Regions from separate parts of the Homo sapiens genome. Here all the other regions are linked to region 4. Evidence: chromatin contacts called from ENCODE Hi-C or POLR2A ChIA-PET data. All regions are on one chromosome and are shown on one strand. The core of a region is the stretch at or near the end of the contact, and the rest is flanking DNA. Distances in the headings are between cores, read along the strand shown.

The links. Hi-C counts contacts between places; a loop is a spot of excess contacts on that map. ChIA-PET counts read pairs that join two places held with the same protein, here RNA polymerase II (POLR2A). Pooled maps may share reads with other maps.
Region 1: a map of OCI-LY7 shows a loop between it and region 4 (4-fold over the local background). The contact joins two enhancer-like sites. A Hi-C loop is called at or near these places in 2 of 168 maps with a recorded cell type or tissue (B cell and OCI-LY7), 10 of 37 single-sample maps with no recorded cell type and 6 of 50 pooled maps. POLR2A ChIA-PET finds 5 or more read pairs at or near these places in 1 of 52 experiments (K562).
Region 2: a loop to region 4 is called in a map with no recorded cell type, with 9 times the contacts of the local background. The contact joins two enhancer-like sites. A Hi-C loop is called at or near these places in 3 of 37 single-sample maps with no recorded cell type and 2 of 50 pooled maps. POLR2A ChIA-PET finds 5 or more read pairs at or near these places in 1 of 52 experiments (OCI-LY7).
Region 3: a map with no recorded cell type shows a loop between it and region 4 (4-fold over the local background). The contact joins two enhancer-like sites. A Hi-C loop is called at or near these places in 1 of 37 single-sample maps with no recorded cell type and 2 of 50 pooled maps. POLR2A ChIA-PET finds 5 or more read pairs at or near these places in 1 of 52 experiments (GM12878).

The regions. Positions count from the first base shown.
Region 1 is chr15:67,083,446-67,088,135 of GRCh38, reverse strand. The region is part of intron 1 of SMAD3 (SMAD family member 3); the gene reads right to left. Among named protein-coding and RNA genes, the nearest start is that of SMAD3, 20 kb to the right of the region's middle. RefSeq lists an enhancer at 4,367-4,446. Within about 2 kb of position 2,820, at least 10 of the 41 ENCODE cell types and tissues checked have a DNase peak (open chromatin) inside an H3K27ac peak, as active enhancers do; they include OCI-LY7, where a contact is called at or near this core.
Region 2 is chr15:67,099,347-67,103,587 of GRCh38, reverse strand. The region is part of intron 1 of SMAD3 (SMAD family member 3); the gene reads right to left. Among named protein-coding and RNA genes, the nearest start is that of SMAD3, 36 kb to the right of the region's middle. RefSeq lists an enhancer at 2,473-2,622. Within about 2 kb of position 1,292, at least 8 of the 41 ENCODE cell types and tissues checked have a DNase peak (open chromatin) inside an H3K27ac peak, as active enhancers do.
Region 3 is chr15:68,297,593-68,301,736 of GRCh38, reverse strand. ITGA11 (integrin subunit alpha 11) reads left to right here. Exons shown (of 30, transcript NM_001004439.2): 30 at 1-4,144. Among named protein-coding and RNA genes, the nearest start is that of FEM1B, 22 kb to the right of the region's middle. Within about 2 kb of position 2,501, at least 14 of the 41 ENCODE cell types and tissues checked have a DNase peak (open chromatin) inside an H3K27ac peak, as active enhancers do; they include GM12878, where a contact is called at or near this core.
Region 4 is chr15:67,782,764-67,787,154 of GRCh38, reverse strand. All of the region lies in intron 21 of MAP2K5 (mitogen-activated protein kinase kinase 5), which reads right to left. Among named protein-coding and RNA genes, the nearest start is that of SKOR1, 41 kb to the left of the region's middle. Within about 2 kb of position 2,859, at least 5 of the 41 ENCODE cell types and tissues checked have a DNase peak (open chromatin) inside an H3K27ac peak, as active enhancers do; they include GM12878 and OCI-LY7, where a contact is called at or near this core.

The DNA.
Region 1 (4,690 bases), core at 1,571-4,070, 700 kb after region 4:
ACTCCTCCTGCGATAAAGGTGAGAGTAGGGGATAAACTAACAAATGTGTGACCCCTCTCCGCTCCAGCTCAAGGTTTTTATTTTTATTCTTCTAGTTGAGACGGAGTGATCACATCTGAGCTGTCAATCAGCTGGGCCATGTCAGTACAAGAACTCTGATCTAAACCATGGCTTCCAAAGGGCTTGGCTTGCTCCACCCATTTCAGGCAGGGCTGGCATCACAGCAAAAACAATTTCAAAGCACAGAGACCATAAACACAAAATTAAAAGGTAAAGTAAAAAGGGAGGAGATGTTTACTGGAAACTTAAGTTCTGCTGCCCAGAAAATATAAGTCTTTTTTTAAACACATGCACAAACACACACGTCTATATAATGCCTCTGCCACCTCCCCCACCACCTTAAGAAATGCATACTTTGCTCTATACAGGGCTTTCTTATCTGCTCCTGATTACACTCAGCTAGTGACCATGAAATCTGGAATAATCACCCGCCGGGAAAGGAAAGCCTTGGCCACAACCAGGGCCTAACAAAGCCAGCTCTGCATTTACTGATGATCACACAACTTGCTCACATGACAATCTTGAGTTTTCTGATGCACAGATAATCACTCCCATCCATACCTGAAATGCAGCCACAGCTGAGAGGGTGCCAGGTGCCTACTGAAACCAAGAACAATCCTATTACACGGTATCTTAGGGTCCAAAGAGAAAAGAGTTTCCAACTGAAACTATGCAGGAAACTCAGGTGGGCAGATGGTAATCATCAAAGCAGGGATCTGGCAAAGAACACCCCCCCACTTGCAGACAAAGAAAAAACCTAGAGGAAAGTGTATTCCTGAAAGCAGAGAATTTTCATGGGAGCAAGAACATGAAGTCATTCTTGCTGCCAGTGAGGTGCCAACTAAGGCTGCTTCCCAGAGACACTGACATCACGTTAGAAAGGAGAAGAGGCTGGTGCTGTGGCTCATGCCTGTAACCCCAGCACTCTGGGAGGCTGAGGTGGGCAGATCACCTGAAGTCAGGAGTTCAAGACCAATCTGGCCAACATAGTGAAACCCCATCTCTACTAAAAATTAGCCAGGTGTGGTGGCAGGCGCCTGTAATACCAGCTACTTGGGAGTCTGAGGCACGAGAATCGCTTGAACCTGGGAGGTGGAGGTTGTAGTGAGCTGAGATCGCACCACTGCACTCCAGCCTGGGCAACAAGAGCGAAACTCCGTCTCAGAAAAAAAAAAAAAAAAGGAGAAGATATGCAATGTGATAGTGGGACCCGAGTGACTTGCTTTTGCTTGCTCAGGTCCACGTTCCTTGATCCATGTGTCCCATTCCACTCTCCATGCTCTGTCTTCTGATCCTCACTGTGTGGCCAGGACATAGAAGGTCTTCACTGCTATCACGTGACACTATAGTTCCTGAGGGCAGGAACTATATTTTCCATTTCTAAGAGTGCCTTGACAGATTCCTCATTGAGCTGAGAAAATAGCAACCTACATCTGGCATGTGTCTACAACTGCATCTCAAACCTTGTTATTTGTAAAGCTTCTCATACCATCCCCCTTCATCTGTGAAAGCCCTCAAGGGCTTTCAGCACTGATATAGTCTCCCCTCCTAGGGCGCATTTCACACCAATTAAGGATCCACAAGCCCATCCCTTTACCTGAATGAGATATTCCAACTTAGCTGCCCCTTCCCAGTTTGACCTTTTCTGTTAATATTTTAATGCAGAGAGATGTGTCCCATCAGATTTCTTAGGCTGTAGATACTGATTCCCTTCAAGGGCTGTTTAGATGCTACTGCTGATGAAGTGGCAGGACAGGATGCTCTCAGCCAAAGACAGGGACACTCTCTCACCAAAGCAGCAGGGAGTAACACACACCCCTACAGCCTTCACAGCCCCTAGAATCCACCGGGGCAATGCCAAAGAACTGACACTAAGGTATGCTGGAGTTGGCTAAGGCCTCTAACTTAGTTTCATGAAAAAAGTGTGGGCATTTGTAAGGGCCTGTTTAATCCATTCCAGCTCCACCCCCCTGCACCACCCCCCACTTTGTACTGTGAGTTTCTGAGCAGAAATAACCAACTACAGATGGTTTCACTACTTCAAAGATGTTGAGAAACCACTGACCCAGAGATAGGAGGGAACTGGAACTCCAAACCTCAGGGCAACTACTCACCACCAGCACTTGTGGTGACCAAATCAACACACTTCCAGAACCTAGAGCTGTTCTCTGTGTATGTGTGTGTGTGTGTGTGTGTGTGTGTGTGTGCACGCTTTTTTTTTGACCAACCACTATCACTTTCCACCCAGAACAGATGCCTGTAACACTGAACACAGCTTTACATAAGCATCTATGGCTGTGATTCTCAATCCCGGCCACATACCGGAATCACCTAGGAAAGTTAAAAAACATGGATTTCCCCAGGCCGGCCTGTAGAAATTTGAAATTCACTGGTCTCCAGGGGTGGTCTGAGCATCAAAATTTTTAAAAGCAGCCATGGTTGAGAACCTTCCATGGTAACACCAACAACCAATTGCAAATCATGAGGAATCAAGAATCCTAGCCCTCACAGCCCACCCTGAACCCCAAACCTCTTTCCATCCTGTCCTCAACTGCAGGCCCCCATTTCTAGTCCAGAGTTGACTATACAGTGATTCTGAAACTATTCAAATGAGTAATAGAGTCATTTCTTTGAATGCAAGTGCAGGAATCAGAGTTTTTAAGGTGGAAGAAACTTTAAAATCCTGCTAAGCCAACACCTTCAGTTTATAGAAGAGGAAGCCAGGGGCCAGGGCAGAAAAGTGACTCACCCAAGGTCCTGAAGCTGGTTCACAATGAGGCAGACCTAGAACCCAGGCCTGCTGCCTCTAATTCTCTCTCCTCCACACCAGAGGAGCCCCTATGGTGACAGCCGCTGGACAAAAACGGTGACAAAGGATGGGTCAGTTGTTTACTGAGCCGTATGCTTTCAGAGGCCATCCTCTAAATGCTTCACCTCTGAAATGCTCAGTCTCCTCACTGGCCTTAAAACAACTGAGGGCAAATATAGCCAAGATAGTGCTTCTCTTTAAAGATTCCCGAGCATCCTAGTCGATCATAATCCTCAAAGAATATACTTTCCGGCTGTCTGAGGTTCATGAAAAAAGCCATTAGCACAGAGTCTAACCCAGGTTTGAAAGGGCACTCTGTTGAGCAGCAGGTCTGAGGGACTGAAGCCAGCAGTAGATTCTAGTTTCTTACGGATAAGAGAGAGCTGATTGTTGGTTTCCACATCTCTAACCAACCTGTGAACACGTTTCCCTTCCTTCCTGTATTTTTATGGCACTACGGTTGGAATGCAGCCGGTGCCTAGAAGCACAGAAAACCTGTGCTTCAGGCTAAATTTGAATTCCTCTTTGCCTGCAGACTGATTTCCCCTACCCTGGGAGTCGGTTCTCAGGGGAGGTCTCATTTCACCCTGGGACGCTCCATGAGGGCAGAGCTATGTGTGACCATCCTCATCAGCAACGCATTGCAGCTCCTGGACCACTGTGTCTGATGGCACCACCACCAACAAAAGAAGCTCAGTAAATATGTGATGAATTAAACAACAATGATAATACAATTAAATAGGTCATTAAGGAATGGTTCCCCTCTGAAGGCAGAGCATCAGATGAAAACTTAGATTTGTCCCCCAGGAAAATATATGCATTGAGAAAACAGCCAAAGGCAAGAAGCCAAGGAGAGTTCAGAGGGCTATCATGAAAATCTGAGACTGGCCAGGCACGGTGGCTCATGCCTGTAATCCCAGCACTTTGGGAGGCCGAGGCAGGCAGATCACGAGGTCAGGAGATGGAGACCATCCTGGCTAACACAAAGAAACCCCGTCTCTACTAAAAATACAAAAAAAAAAAATTAGCCAGGTGTGGTGGCAGACGCCTGTAGTGCCAGCTACTCGGGAGGCTGAGGCAGGAGAATAGCATGAACCCCGGAGGCAGAGCTTGCAGTGAGCCGAGATCGCATCACTGCACTCCAGCCTGGGCGACAGAGCGAGACTCCATCTCAAAAAAAAAAAAAAAAAAAAAAAGAAAAAAAAAGAAAATCTGAGAACGGATACACAGATTCTTTCAGATTCTCCCTTCAAGCTTGTCATTTTGTAGAAGAGAAGACCAACACCCAGGAAGTCAAGTTGACTTCCCCAAAGTCATAAAGCCCATCTCCACCAGCAAGAGAGGCCAAGGACCCTCAACCTCACCCAGAAAACAGGATGCTAAGATCACAGTTTCTTTGGGTCTCATTTTATTTGTTCACTTGCTAATTCAACACTTTTTAGAACCTGGGGGCTCCAGTAATCATGAACATCAGAGTAGGTTGTGTGAGGAGAAAGAAGAAGAAATGGCAAACATTCAATTTCAGATATTGTAGGGATGTTCAGGTATTGTCCAGAGAGCAGCTGGAGCTGAGGGGTCCCTAGCTCTGGAGAACTGCAGATCTGGAAGATATCCCCACATTGAAAGCACACGAAACCCAGGGAGAGCAGAAGTAGTTTGAACTGCAATTCTGACTCAGCCCAGCTGGGCAGAATGATGTCCAGCATATGGTTTGATTTTCTCATCGTTGAAGTTAAAGCAGATAGCAAAAAATAAAAATAAAAAAACACAGTGGCCAAAAGATGACATTTAAAAAGATCCCTGGATCAAAGCCTTTTTGTG
Region 2 (4,241 bases), core at 43-2,542, 680 kb after region 4:
GGGTGAGTGGGACTCAGGGATCCTGGACTCCAGGTCAGTAGCACACACCAGCACAGCGCCTACCCCAGAAGCCCTGGGCCAGACCCACCCAGCCTTAATGTCAGGGCACAGTTAGCCTGGACACAAAACCATGAATAACTCATGTTTGCATCGTGTTCTGCTGTTTTCCAAACTCTTTCTCATCCCTCACTCTCTCCTGATCATCATGCAGTCTTCAATACAGTCAAGGTGGGTCCTGCTATCCCCTTGTCGAGTGATGTGAAGTGAGTCCCAAGGAGGCCATGTGCCTTGTGTGAAACCACACGGAACAGGTTCAAGTGTGTAGCTTTTGCACGACCTTGACTACACTACCTTGACTATAACTCTTCCACTGGGGTGATGGGAGGCAGGGGCAAGGAGTTAAGAAAAACAACAAAAAGAACAGTACAGCTCCATACAAAGGAAGTTGACAATCAAATTTGGGCAGATGAATGACACACAGACAAGCTGCCTTCACAGAAAAGAGCCAAATTAATGCATTCAAAAATGTGTACTGAGCACGTACTACATACCAGAGCTGGGAAGTGAGGCAACAGACCATTCATAGACAGTTAAGACTAAGGAGATGGGACCTGTTTTGGGTTTGAAAGAAGAAAGGTACAGAGGAGTCTAGGAGAGCATCCCAGGAAACGTAATGGGGAGCTAAAACATGGCAGCAGTTGTGGACAAAGCACATTGAAGAGGAGCTATGATGAGCCTCACCTGGGAGGAGCAGAGGGGCTGCACAGAGGTAAATCCAGAAAGCGGTCACTTCCAAAGAACTTTAAATACCAAGCTAAGGGACCACGTATCATGCCTACAGAAACATGGTATATCCAGATCTTCCCAGTCCATTCAACGTCACTCCCTGCAACTGACCAGCCAGGACCACCAAGAGGTTCAGAATTCTACCTGTTTAACAGAATTCCCCATCATACATTGGATGGTCTTGCTCCCATCTCACCCAGGACAAGTCTATACACACAGGTCATCCCAGTATGGCCCTGAATTAGCACCTTGGACATACAATTCCCACAGATGAGGACAGATATGAACACTCACAAATCCACTCCACTGCTCAAAAGAATGTGGTGGAAGGCACACTTTCTAAAGGGCTGCATTTCACACATTTTAAGTGGTTTTCACACATTTCTGAGCAAGTGCATGACTGCTGTATGTGTATGAACATAACAAGTTTCAAAAGGGAAAAAACAGTGGTTAAATCTGACTCATCCTACTCTCCTGGCTTTTTTCTTTCTCTCAACACAAACTCATGCACGCGAGCATGCACACACACACCGCACACACACACACACACACACTTTCACAGCATTTCCCCCAAGACTGATCTGAATAACATGGTGGGCCTCGAGGCAGGAAGGATTCACTGGGTCAATTATCCTCATTCTGAACAAGCTCGCCTTCCAGGTGACCCATGAAAACACAATTTAACCATGAACTTCCGGAAGGCAGGACCTGGTTCTACTCACACAGCCTTAAACAGATCAGGTGCCTCATAATCCGATTTGATGGAAGAAATAAATATCAGCGCATTCCAAGCCCTGCTTCCCACAGCTAAGGCTCTCCTAAAGACAAAGGCAAATTCAGCTGTGTCAAGTACAACTCCCAACACAAACTAGTTTGCATTCATTCTTGTTTCTTTCAGTGGCACCCATCCTTGGGTTTCATTTCAGTAAGAGTCTCAACAGCTAACAAAGCACTTTAACGTCCATCATCTCATGCAGATGCTTACACCAACTCCATAAGATAGGAGAGGCCAGAAATATCATTCACATTCAAAGATGAGGACTCTGAATGTGAACAACCTTTAGGTCACTTTCCTAAGGTCATGTAGCTAATCAATCTCGATCTTGTCATTCCTTGCCTACGGATCTCACCTCAGTTACTGAGAGTATAACTGAACTTCCAAGATCCTCAAACCTTATTCAGCTTCTCCTAGGGATTACACAGATATTTAATTCAATTACAGCTCAGCCTGTTCCAGTGGCATCATCATCACTGTCATCATCATTGCTATACTGGCACCGACCAGGACAGGATACAAGAGCTCGACCTCAGAGAGCAGGCAGGCCTACCCAGTACATGCCAGAGGGTGGGAGAGTCAGGGGGCTTGCTAAATTTGAAACCTTTTTCTGACATCCAAGTATTTAAACAGCTCATTGACTCCCATACGTAAATATTACTATAAGCTACAGTTTCATTTACCCTGTGCTGGGGCCAACAGGGTTTGAAAGTAGAGTAAGCATAAATTAGGTACTGGAAAGTTTCTTATTTCCTGTAGTGTCAGGTGTTCATAGTCAAAAAGAGAAGAAAAGAAGAAGCAGTGTCACATGGCAAGTCTCCCAACAAACACCAAACGTATGTATTTGCACACAATTAGTCCCTTTCGCTAACTGCCCAAAGCGAGTAGCACAACAGGAATTGTTCTAGACACATCCACAAGGACACAACCCAGGACTTGGGATATTTCTATTTCTACTACAAAGCCCCAGAGCCTCCTGAGCCTCACCTCAGGGTGAGACAGACAGTTTCCTGAGCACCCATGGAAAGCACAAAATGCCAGGTGGAATAGAGCTGATCCTCAGTGACCCAGAACATACCCAAAGACATAAAGGAGCCAAAACCCCCTTTTCCACTGTGACTTCCCCAATAGAAAGTGAGGAGGCTAGAAGCCAAAGCTCAACTCTGGTACGCTGCTCTGTGCCCTTGAGCAAGTCACTAGCACTCTCTGGGTCTCTGGTTCCTCATAAAGGTAGAGCCTGGATTGGAAAGTCCCATTCTTTCTTCTGCCTCAGTGTACACGTAAATGTCCCATTCCTTTCTTTCCTACCCAATACAAACCTATCAGAAACTAAGTCAGTGACATGGACACCATTAGAGGAATACATTTGATTTTAATATATATTAAAATCAATTTATATGTTTATCACAATATATTGATATATTTATCACAATATATCACAGTATATCACAATATATTAATATTGTAATTAATACATTTATTAATACATTAATATATTAATACATGCAGCAAAAATCTACCATGTTAGCCATTTTAATGTGTATAATTTGGTGGCATTGAGTTCATTCACAATATTGTACAACCACCGCAACTATTTTGTTCCAGAACATCCCTCAAGGAAACCCTGTATCCATGAAGCAGTCACTCCCCATTCCCCTCTCCTCCATCCCTGGCAACTACTAATCTGCTTTCTGTCTCTGTGAATTTGCCTATGGGGATACTGCATGGGAATGGAATCATGTGATATGTGGCTTTTGATGTCTGAATTCTTCAACTCAGCACAATGTTTTCAAGATTCACCCATGTTGTGGCACATACTTCATTCCTTTTTTTTTTTTTTTTTTTTAGATGGAGTTTCGCTCTTGTTGCCCAGGCTGGAGTGCAAGGGTGCGATCTCGGCTCACTGCAACCTCTGCCTCCTGGGTTCAAGCAATTCTCCTGCCTCAGCCTCCCAAGTAGCTGGGATTACAGGCATGTGGCACCATGCCCGGCTAATTTTGTATTTTTAGTAGAGATGGGGTTTCACCATGTTGGTCAGGATGGTCTTGAACTCCTGACCTCAAATGACCCACCCACCTTGGTCTCCCAAAGTGCTGGGATTACAGGCGCAAGCCACTGCGCCCGGCCACGTACTTCATTTCTTGGCTCAAAAAATATTCCATTGTAGAGTGGAATATGCTTTTGAATTAATTGCTAAGTAAATCATTCACAGACTGTAGTACTATTATTAGCAACAATTAAATAAGATAATCTATGTAAGGTATGGGGCACGTGGTGTGCAATCAGTTAGCATTCACTTTTCATCATCAACAAAAATTCCTCATAGCACACCTCGCTGGTGGTGGTGTCATCACACCTTACTTGGGAATCAATAGGCTGGAGGTGTCATCCAGATCCCATCTTCTGAGTACATGAATCAAAACATTTCTGCACAAGTATTACATATTCCCCCAGTTCTCCAATGTATGCGGACCTCTGGCGAGTAAACCTTCCTTATGCAGTAACCATTATAAGCTAGCAAAACACTGGAACCCTTCTTCAAGTAATCTTGCCACATGAAATTTACCAAAACAGAAAATCCTTGGGGAGGTGGTGTAATTCTCCATTTTTCAAAATGACTTACAACAGGATTCCTTTAAATGGTTTTCCCAGTAGTCTTAAAACACAATTCAATTTGCAT
Region 3 (4,144 bases), core at 1,252-3,751, 510 kb before region 4:
TTGAAAAATTAAAAATACAGTGTTTAAAAACAACCAAGCACTGACATCCCATTCTGTGGGCAGAGCATATCACAGTGAGCCATACTCCCCTTTGAAGGAGAGGAAGTAGAATGAGGGAGTTCCTTGCTTCCTCCCCCCTACCTCTACATGTCAGAAGGGACTCATCCACCATTTGCTGCCCACAACATGCCCTCCTAGTGGCTGCCTGGCCTCCGTGTGACGTCTCCAGTGGTGGAGCGCTCCCTCTCCCAAGATCACCCTTCCATCTATGGCCAGTGTGGACGGTTAGGACCTAAATGTTTCACTGTAGCTTCTGCCCTTGGTTCCAGCTCTTCCCTCTCACGCCTCCCAGACTTCTCCAGGCCGGTTTCATTGTTAACCGTCTTACACTCTGACATCAGCCAAGGCGTCTCCATTCTGTTCTTGTGCCATTCATGTCTTGGATTCCCAGTAAGTAGAACCTTGGAAATAATTTGATCTTGTTTTTGCATAAATGAGGACACTCAGAACCAGGAAGAGCCCTAGGCTCCCACAGCAAAACCAAAACTAAACCCAGGACTGCTATTTCCCAAGCCAGATTCTGTTATTCGAGCCCAGCCTTAGAAGGGCTTGATGTGGAGCAAAAGGTGAAAATGGTGAAACTAAAATTTGAGTATCAAAACCCATTGCCTTCTAATAGAATCAGAAGGAAATGTTGCTAAATCATATTCCATTTCCGTCATCACTCTTATGAATGGGGTAACCTGGCTAAATGAGAATTAATGAACCCACACTCATAAGTTTTCATTGACTTAGCACCAAGTCGTCCATCAAATATCATCAGATCTGAGAATGCTCTTATGGATATCTGATTTTTAGAGGCTGGCATTCATATTTTTAAAAACTGCCACCTGTGACCACACTGCAGGCCAAACAGAATGTACCTGCTGGTCAGATGCAGCCCAGAGGTCACTGAATTGCAACCTCTGGACTCTCGGTCAGAGGCAAGCAGCCCTTATTCCAGAACTCCACAGTCCTTCACACCCTTCCCCAGACCTACACCAAGACCAACTAAGTGGTCAAAAGGTGGACAAACTGAGAGTTGTATCAAGGCCCTTAGCCTCTCAATTTGTTATCAAGTTTCCCTTTCTGAATCTATTTACCCTGAAGTATAAATACCCAAGATGAGCCTTAAGAGTGCCTGGTAGAGCAAACAAAGATGCATCTTATAGGGAGCAAAGTCTATGCTAACGCAGTGTTTCTCAATCCTGGCTGCACCTTTGAACCACGGGAGCTTTAAAAGTGACCACTGCAAGGGCCCTACCCACTATGGATCCCAATTTCATTGGTTGGGAGAGGGGCCAAGTTTGTTTCCAACTTCCCCAGATGACTCTAATGGCTGAGAGTTGCAATCAACAGGTAAGTGAATATCCAGGCTGTAAGATGAAGAAAGAGGGGGTTGTGCCCAAGCCCACTGTGCCTCATAAAGCAGATGATCTCTGCAGCGCTGCGCTTCTCAAAGAGTGGTCCCAGGACTGCCTCAGTCAGACCACAGACTCCTAAGTTCCTCCTCAGACTTCATGGATCCAAGCTCTGTGAGGTAATTCTAAGCACATTAAACTTGTAGAACAGCCATCTGGATTTAATATTACATAATAGCTATAATATTCTGCTATTCTCTAATCTTCAATGTCAGTTTCTTAAACTGTCAGGCCTGTCTTTAGATGCCCTTCAACTGTGCTGGGGACTATCTTGATGGCAGCCAGCAAAGAAAATCAGCAAAAACCCCAGTGGAGTTTCTGGGTTTTACTTTTGTTAAGGAAGGTGATGGTTTCTTGACATGACAGGTATCTAGGTGGAAAGGGCAAAGTGCTAATGCAAACACAATGGAGACACTATGGAATAGCTCTGCCTAGGGACATGTGGAAGAGCTTCTAGGAGACAGTGTGGACCTTTCCATCCCTAGAGGTCTTCACAAGATAAATTCCTACCTCCGTCAGTATTCAAAAGGTTTTAGCATCAATACTGTCTGAGAATAAGACATTAGACTTGAGTCAGTCCCCTGGCTTCAATCCCAGGATGCCAAGCAGCCTCTAATGGAGACCGCTGGCTTAATCGTGCTCCTTTCCTGGCATAACAACTCACTGCACCCATGCCTCACCACCACGAAGCAGTCTCCTCACCACCCAAATGTGCCTTGGGTGACTTAAATACAGCCATTAGTATGAATGGTCCCCTGTTTTTATTCAACACCACACCAGTCTTTGCTTTTACCTTCGGCTAATGTGGTTCCAGCCTTTTATCCTGCACTCCTTCTTATAATTTAAAAAAAAAAAAAACTCCCCTACTATCTTTATGTTAATATTAACATCAACTAGGTTCTTCTCAAAGGACAGCCAGGCCTAACTGGCCACGTTAAAATCTGCACAGTGCTTTTGTGTCACTGTCTATTCTATTAGTTTCAACATCATGCTAAAATAGGACAGCATGTTCCAAAACTGAAACTGAAACAGGAACGGAGCCTTGCTGATTTAGCATGAGGAGGGAATTGTAAGCCTTGCACCTGGACACTAAAACTTTTCAATAAGATGTATGCTAAGCCGTACCTAGCAAACTTACCAGGTCCAAAGTAGAGTACAAGCAGAAAGTTATTTTTAAAGGATGGGCACTATCCTTGAGGGACTTACCCTTTCTAATCAGCTTTGCATGGTTTGTTTTGAGACAGTGTCTCACTCTGTTGCCCAGGCTAGAGTGCAGCGGCACCATCACAGCTCACGGCAGCCTCTGCCTCCCGGGCTCAAGCAATCCCACCTCAGTTTCCCAAGTAGCTGGGACTACAGGCACACACCACACTCAGCTAATTTTAGTATTTTTTGTAGAGACAGGGTCTCGCCATGTTGCCCAGGCTGGTCTCAAACTCCTGGATTATCTCCCTGGCCCTGCATTAAAAAAGATGTGCAACAACTTAGTGATGTGTCTGAAATGTTTTCAGAAGGTGGCCCAAGTCAGAGTCAAAAAATTTTTTTATTTGGAAAATTAGAGGAAATACAGAAAATCAAATTTCAAATAGATGCATCTAAATGGAGAACAAGCTTATCAAGGACAGAGTCCATCTTTCTTATTTTTATTTTTGAGACAGGGTCTTGCTCTGTCACCCAGGCTAGAGTGCAGCGGCACAATCACAGCTCCCTGCAGCCTCGACCTCCTGGACTTCAGTGATCCTCCCACCTCAGCCTCTTGAGTAGCTGGGACTACAGACATGCACCACCATGCCCAGCTAATTTTTTTTTTAATTTTGTGCAGAGAGGGGGTCTCACTTTGTTGCCCACACTGGTCTCTCTTATTTTTGTATGCATATCTGTGGTGCAGTGCCTGAAATACAGTAGGTGTTCAATAAGCGCCAACATGCAAGAGTATCTTGCCATTGATTAAGGCAAAAGCAAAACCCCAGTCCGCCCCTCTGATGGACTGAGCACACCAAATTTCTAAAGCACAGGCAAATTAGAAAATATAATTTTGTCTAAACTTGCCAACAAGCTAAGGTTTTGTGAACCACCTAAAATTTGCCTCTCTCATACTGAAATTTTCTAGGTCAAGTATCTGAAGGAATACACTACTGCCAGTATTTTCTTTGGTGATCTGTCATATACAGCAGACATTACTTGAAACAAAGAAAAAAATGTTTTAAAACCTGTCTGGATGATTTCCGCAGTCTCACTAGGTTATTGCAGCCAGGGAGTGACCTAGCAGAGATCTGAAGGTGAGCTTCCCTAGTACTGGCATCTCACAGTGAAAGAGCACTGTTCAGTGGGTCAAGAGACCCAGAGCCTACTCTCAGTTACGACACACATAGTCCTTGTGTGGCCTTTCTGGGCTTGTGTCCTGAACTATAAAATGAGAGGGTGGCACTAAATGTTTTTTTCAGATCTCTATAGAGGCTGGAATGGCCACAGAGAATCTAAATTTGAAAACAAACATGTCCTGAGGGTGTGCTCCAATACCACCCTTTAATACTCTCCTGAGATGTGAAGGCTGGAAATGAGAATGCCATATTATTGTTACTTGCAAACGATTAGTGTATCTGGGACATCCAAAAGAAGTAACTGAAAATTTATTTCTTTAAAAACAAAAAAAACCATTACAGTGCTTTTGTAAAAACATTAAT
Region 4 (4,391 bases), core at 1,610-4,109:
GTCCTGTTGTCCGCCCTGCCTGCCTATCTATCATTGAACAGCCACTTCCCTGCTTAAGAACCAACAAGTGCGTCCAACTGCCCCACTACTCTCTGGTGTGCACAGCCCTTCCAGATCACACTGGCCCCATGCAGCTAACTTTACCCCATCATTTCCAAGGGTCTTTTTTGCTTTGGCTAGGGTGGGTTCTTCACTGTCCTTGTTCCCTCCGGTCTCAGCCTGTGCCATTTTCTCTCCCTGGAATGTCTTCCCTCTTGTTATTAGCAGTGATGATGATGACAATGACGATAAAAATGGTTACCATTTATTGAACACTTATTTTATGCCAGACACTGTGCTAAGTGTCTAACATTTTTATCTCACTTAAATTTCATGCTTTGCGATACTCTATTTTTGTAGATAAGCAACTAGAGGTGGAGAGCGTTCAGTAACATGTTGCAGGATGGACAGCTAGGAGAGGAAGGGAGAGGGAGGGGAGAAGCTGGCTTTCTGTTGTACCACCACTTTCCAAGTTCTGTACTCAGGCCCGAGCCAGGCATCCTCACTGACTACTACGGCCCCTCGGCCACTGTTCCGAGCTCCCGCACCACCCAAGCCAGCAGCTTGGCACTCATCTACCTTCTCTAAATGTTGCCAATGGGCATGTCTAGTCTGCTCCTGAGACATAGGTCTTTCTTATATTCTTTCTGAACCCATCATGGCACCTCACAGACCTGGACAACAAATACTTGTTGATTAACTGGTTTACAATAATTCCCTCCAACAAGATGCTCATTACATTTTACCAATAATAAAGGACAGACATGAAAAGTTATGGCTTCCAGTGAGTGGGGAGGAATGTGCTTCATCTTGTTTGGATTTTCAACCACAGAGACCACCCCAAGAGACTACCAATTCAGTGTACACCAATTGCAAACATCCGACATACATATAATTTATTCTAAGTCACATTAAACTTCCCTAAACACATGTATCTTCCAAGAGGCAACAAGCTGGAAATACCCAGGAACATCAGACAGATGAGAAAATCATGACCCAAAGAGGCTGAATGACCTCGTGCCCCATGTATGTCTCGCACTTCATAGTTTACAAACACTTTCATAACCTCCATCTTCTGTAAGTTAAAAAAAAAAAAACAACCTAACAGCTAAAAGCCCCCTGTGAAGTTGGTATCATTACCCCATTTTACAGATGAAGCAGCTCAGGCTCAGATGGGCTAAGTAAACAGCTGTTGCCTGCCCAGTTTCCTAGAGGTAGTGCCTGTACTTGAAGCTATATTTTCTGACATCCAATTCAATCTCTTTCCAGTTTCCCAGGTTGCTTCTTGGCTCACATTCACACGATAGACTGATTTGCAAGCTTTGAAAGACCATCCTTAGCCTCTCCAGGCTTTACGCACAACACATCCTGCCAGTTGTCAGATCACAAACCCTTCTACCTTTCCCCTCCTTCCATCAAGGTCATAGGATGAGCGAGGTCATGGCTCCATGCCAGGTCCCCTGCTGCCTCCACACCTCCAGCACCTGTGTTGGTGTGGACATCTGTGGGTTGTCTTCTCCTTGCTGTTTCCCCTCTCCCTTCAAGATGGACCCCGATTGTTTGGCTTCCTGTTTGTGTGACCTGACTACTTTGTTTGCATGTATGATGGATTTGTGTTTGCTGGATTAGTGTCTGATAGCCCTCTGTATTCCCTACAGCTGTGCCACTCAAGTAGTCGTCCTGTGAACTGCTTGCTGCTGGCCTGCAATGATACAAGTAGCCATGCTGCAATGTGAACCGCAAACAGCTTTCTTCGCTCACAACGTTTTGCTCCAAAAAGCTGAACTGAACTAAACAGAATGCTTTCAGACAGGCTTGATTTATATCCTGGCACAAATTCCTTATCTTCCTGTGTTTAAGAAACAGTTCGGGGCCGGGCACGGTGGCTCACACCTGTAATCCCAGCACTCTGAGAGGCCCAGGCAGGCGGATCACTTGAGGTCAGGAGTTTGAGACCAGCCTGGGCAACATGGGGAAACCCCGTCTCTACTGAAAATACAAAAATTAGCCATAGTGTTGTTCATGTGTAGTCTCAGCTACTCAAGGAAGGGCGGGTGCTGAGGTAGGAGGATCACCTGAGCCTGGGAGATTGAGGCTGCACTGAGCCAAGATCGTGTCACTGCACTCCAGCCTAGGTGACACAGTAAGACCCTGTCTCAGGGAAAAAACAACAAACAGTTCAGATACTACCACTGGTGCACAGCCCATACTCCGAGTTCAGCTAAACACGAATGTGCTCAGTAAAAAGTTTGTTGAGTTAAAGGTAATTTCTCCCAAACTTGAGGAACATCATCTCTTGGAAGTTGCCCATTTCTATACCCATGATGGCAGAAGTGGAAAGGCAGAAAGGTTTGTGACCAGACAGCTGTCAGGACACACTCTGCCCTCAGTTTTTGCCAAAACCAAAGAAACAATGATTACATAAATTCTCACAGCTTCCCCTCAGATAACCAACTAACAGACCAGGTGCAAACTGTTGGTAATTACTTCCTCTTTTGTGTTTTGTCTCTACTGAGGCTCAGGCTTCAACCAGGCCACCCTGCCACCTGGGGATGGGTGGAGAGTGTGTGCAGCCATCTGCTCTCTGCCTCGACCACGGCCCTGCAGATGCAGCCTGTGGCATCAAGGTGGAAGGGACCATAGGGAGGGAGTTGAGCAAAGCATCCTACAGGGGCATTGGCTTCACAAGCACACTCTGCTGAAATCCTACAAGTTTGTTTGTGTGGTCCTGTATTTGTATTTAGCTTTATTTTTCTAACTGCAAGAAATAGTTTGACTTAGCGGAAATTCTCTAAACCACAATAACAATCCTCTGCCTACTATGCAACAACGGGTGTAGCTTTGATGTTGTGCAGTAGGACAGTCCTGTGTTTTTCCTGGCTGTGTGACTCTAGGCAAGGAAATTAACCTCTCTGAGACCCAGTTTATGCATCAGTAAAATGGGAATAAGAATAATCCTTATAGTGTTCATGTGAAGGTCAAATGAGATAACTTAGATGAAAGAATGCTCTAACTTAAGTGTTTAAAATGTTTTATGTTTAGATCCATTTCTCTCTATATAATAAATCAATTTTTTAAAGATTATAAAACAGGATCCTTTCTGGATTCATCTTCAGCCCCAAGTTAGGTGCAATTGTTACTTCAATCTCTTCAAGTTTGTTTAGAGAAAATAAATTGTAGTATGAATACTGGCTAGTGTGGCTATTAGAGGCTCTGGTACTTTTACTTATGATATAAGCTGCCTTTCACATCTGTGTGCAGAAAAGTAATATACTCACATAAATACCCAAATGTCCGTGGGTCCCAGCTCACCTGTCACTCCATTCTCAAAGCCTCCCCAGATACCCCTAGCAGAAATTCATTTCACTTGTTAAATTCATATCATTTAAATTCAATGACCATATATTTGAGCATTCTACTCAGGCTGGAGACTGGGCTAGATGCTAAGGATACAAAGATAAGACATGATCTCTTCCTCGAGGGGTTGTGGTCTCTTTTATTGACTGTTACCACAAGTTACTGCCACAAAGCGTGACGAGTGCACTAACAGAAGTATTAGCCAGGGTGAAGGGTGACAGGCAAAAGGAAGTCCTCAACCCAACTGAAGCACGCTTAGCAAAGCTTCACAGAGGTTGTGCCAGTTGGGTTTCGGAGGTGGAGAAGTTCACCATCTGGCGGTGAGAAAACAGCACAAGCAAAGACATGACTGTGTGAGGATGCCTCACGCATCTGGGGACTGCCAGAAGTTTGGAGCACAGGACTCCACAGGAGTGGCCTGAGGTGAAGGGGTAGGTGAGGGTGGGAGGAGAAGGTGAGCGGGGGTCTCTGGCAATTCTCACATTCTATCCTGTGCTTGGCTGTGTCTACCCTCACCTTCCTCACTGGACTGTGAGCTGGCTGGGGGGTCAGGACTTGGGGCTGACATGCTGCCTCCTCGGTGTCAGGCAGGATGCTGGGCACAGAGCAGATGCTAAGACATAAAAATGGCGAGTGCAGACTGAAATGCACATCTGTGATTCCCACATCGGCTTCTCTCCATGTCTCACAACAGTAGAAAAGGCTTCTGCAATACAAATCTGCACCAGACGTGCAGTGGGTTATAATTCAGCCAGTCCCCTAAAAGCCATCCTTACACCTTCCTTCGGTGCTTAACCCACTTTCCAGATGATGCAGCACTGCTGCCTGCACAGGAGAGCTGAAAAGGGGGCCGTTTCTGAAGGCAGGAAGGAGACAGCGCCCAGCCGAAGCTCTGCTGACCTCCCTGACGGGAGGAAAGCTTGTTTTGGAGAAGGGACTTTCCAGTCCAGAGCTGGTGCCACAGGCCCTGCATAAACCAGCATTCCAGGGTTGCC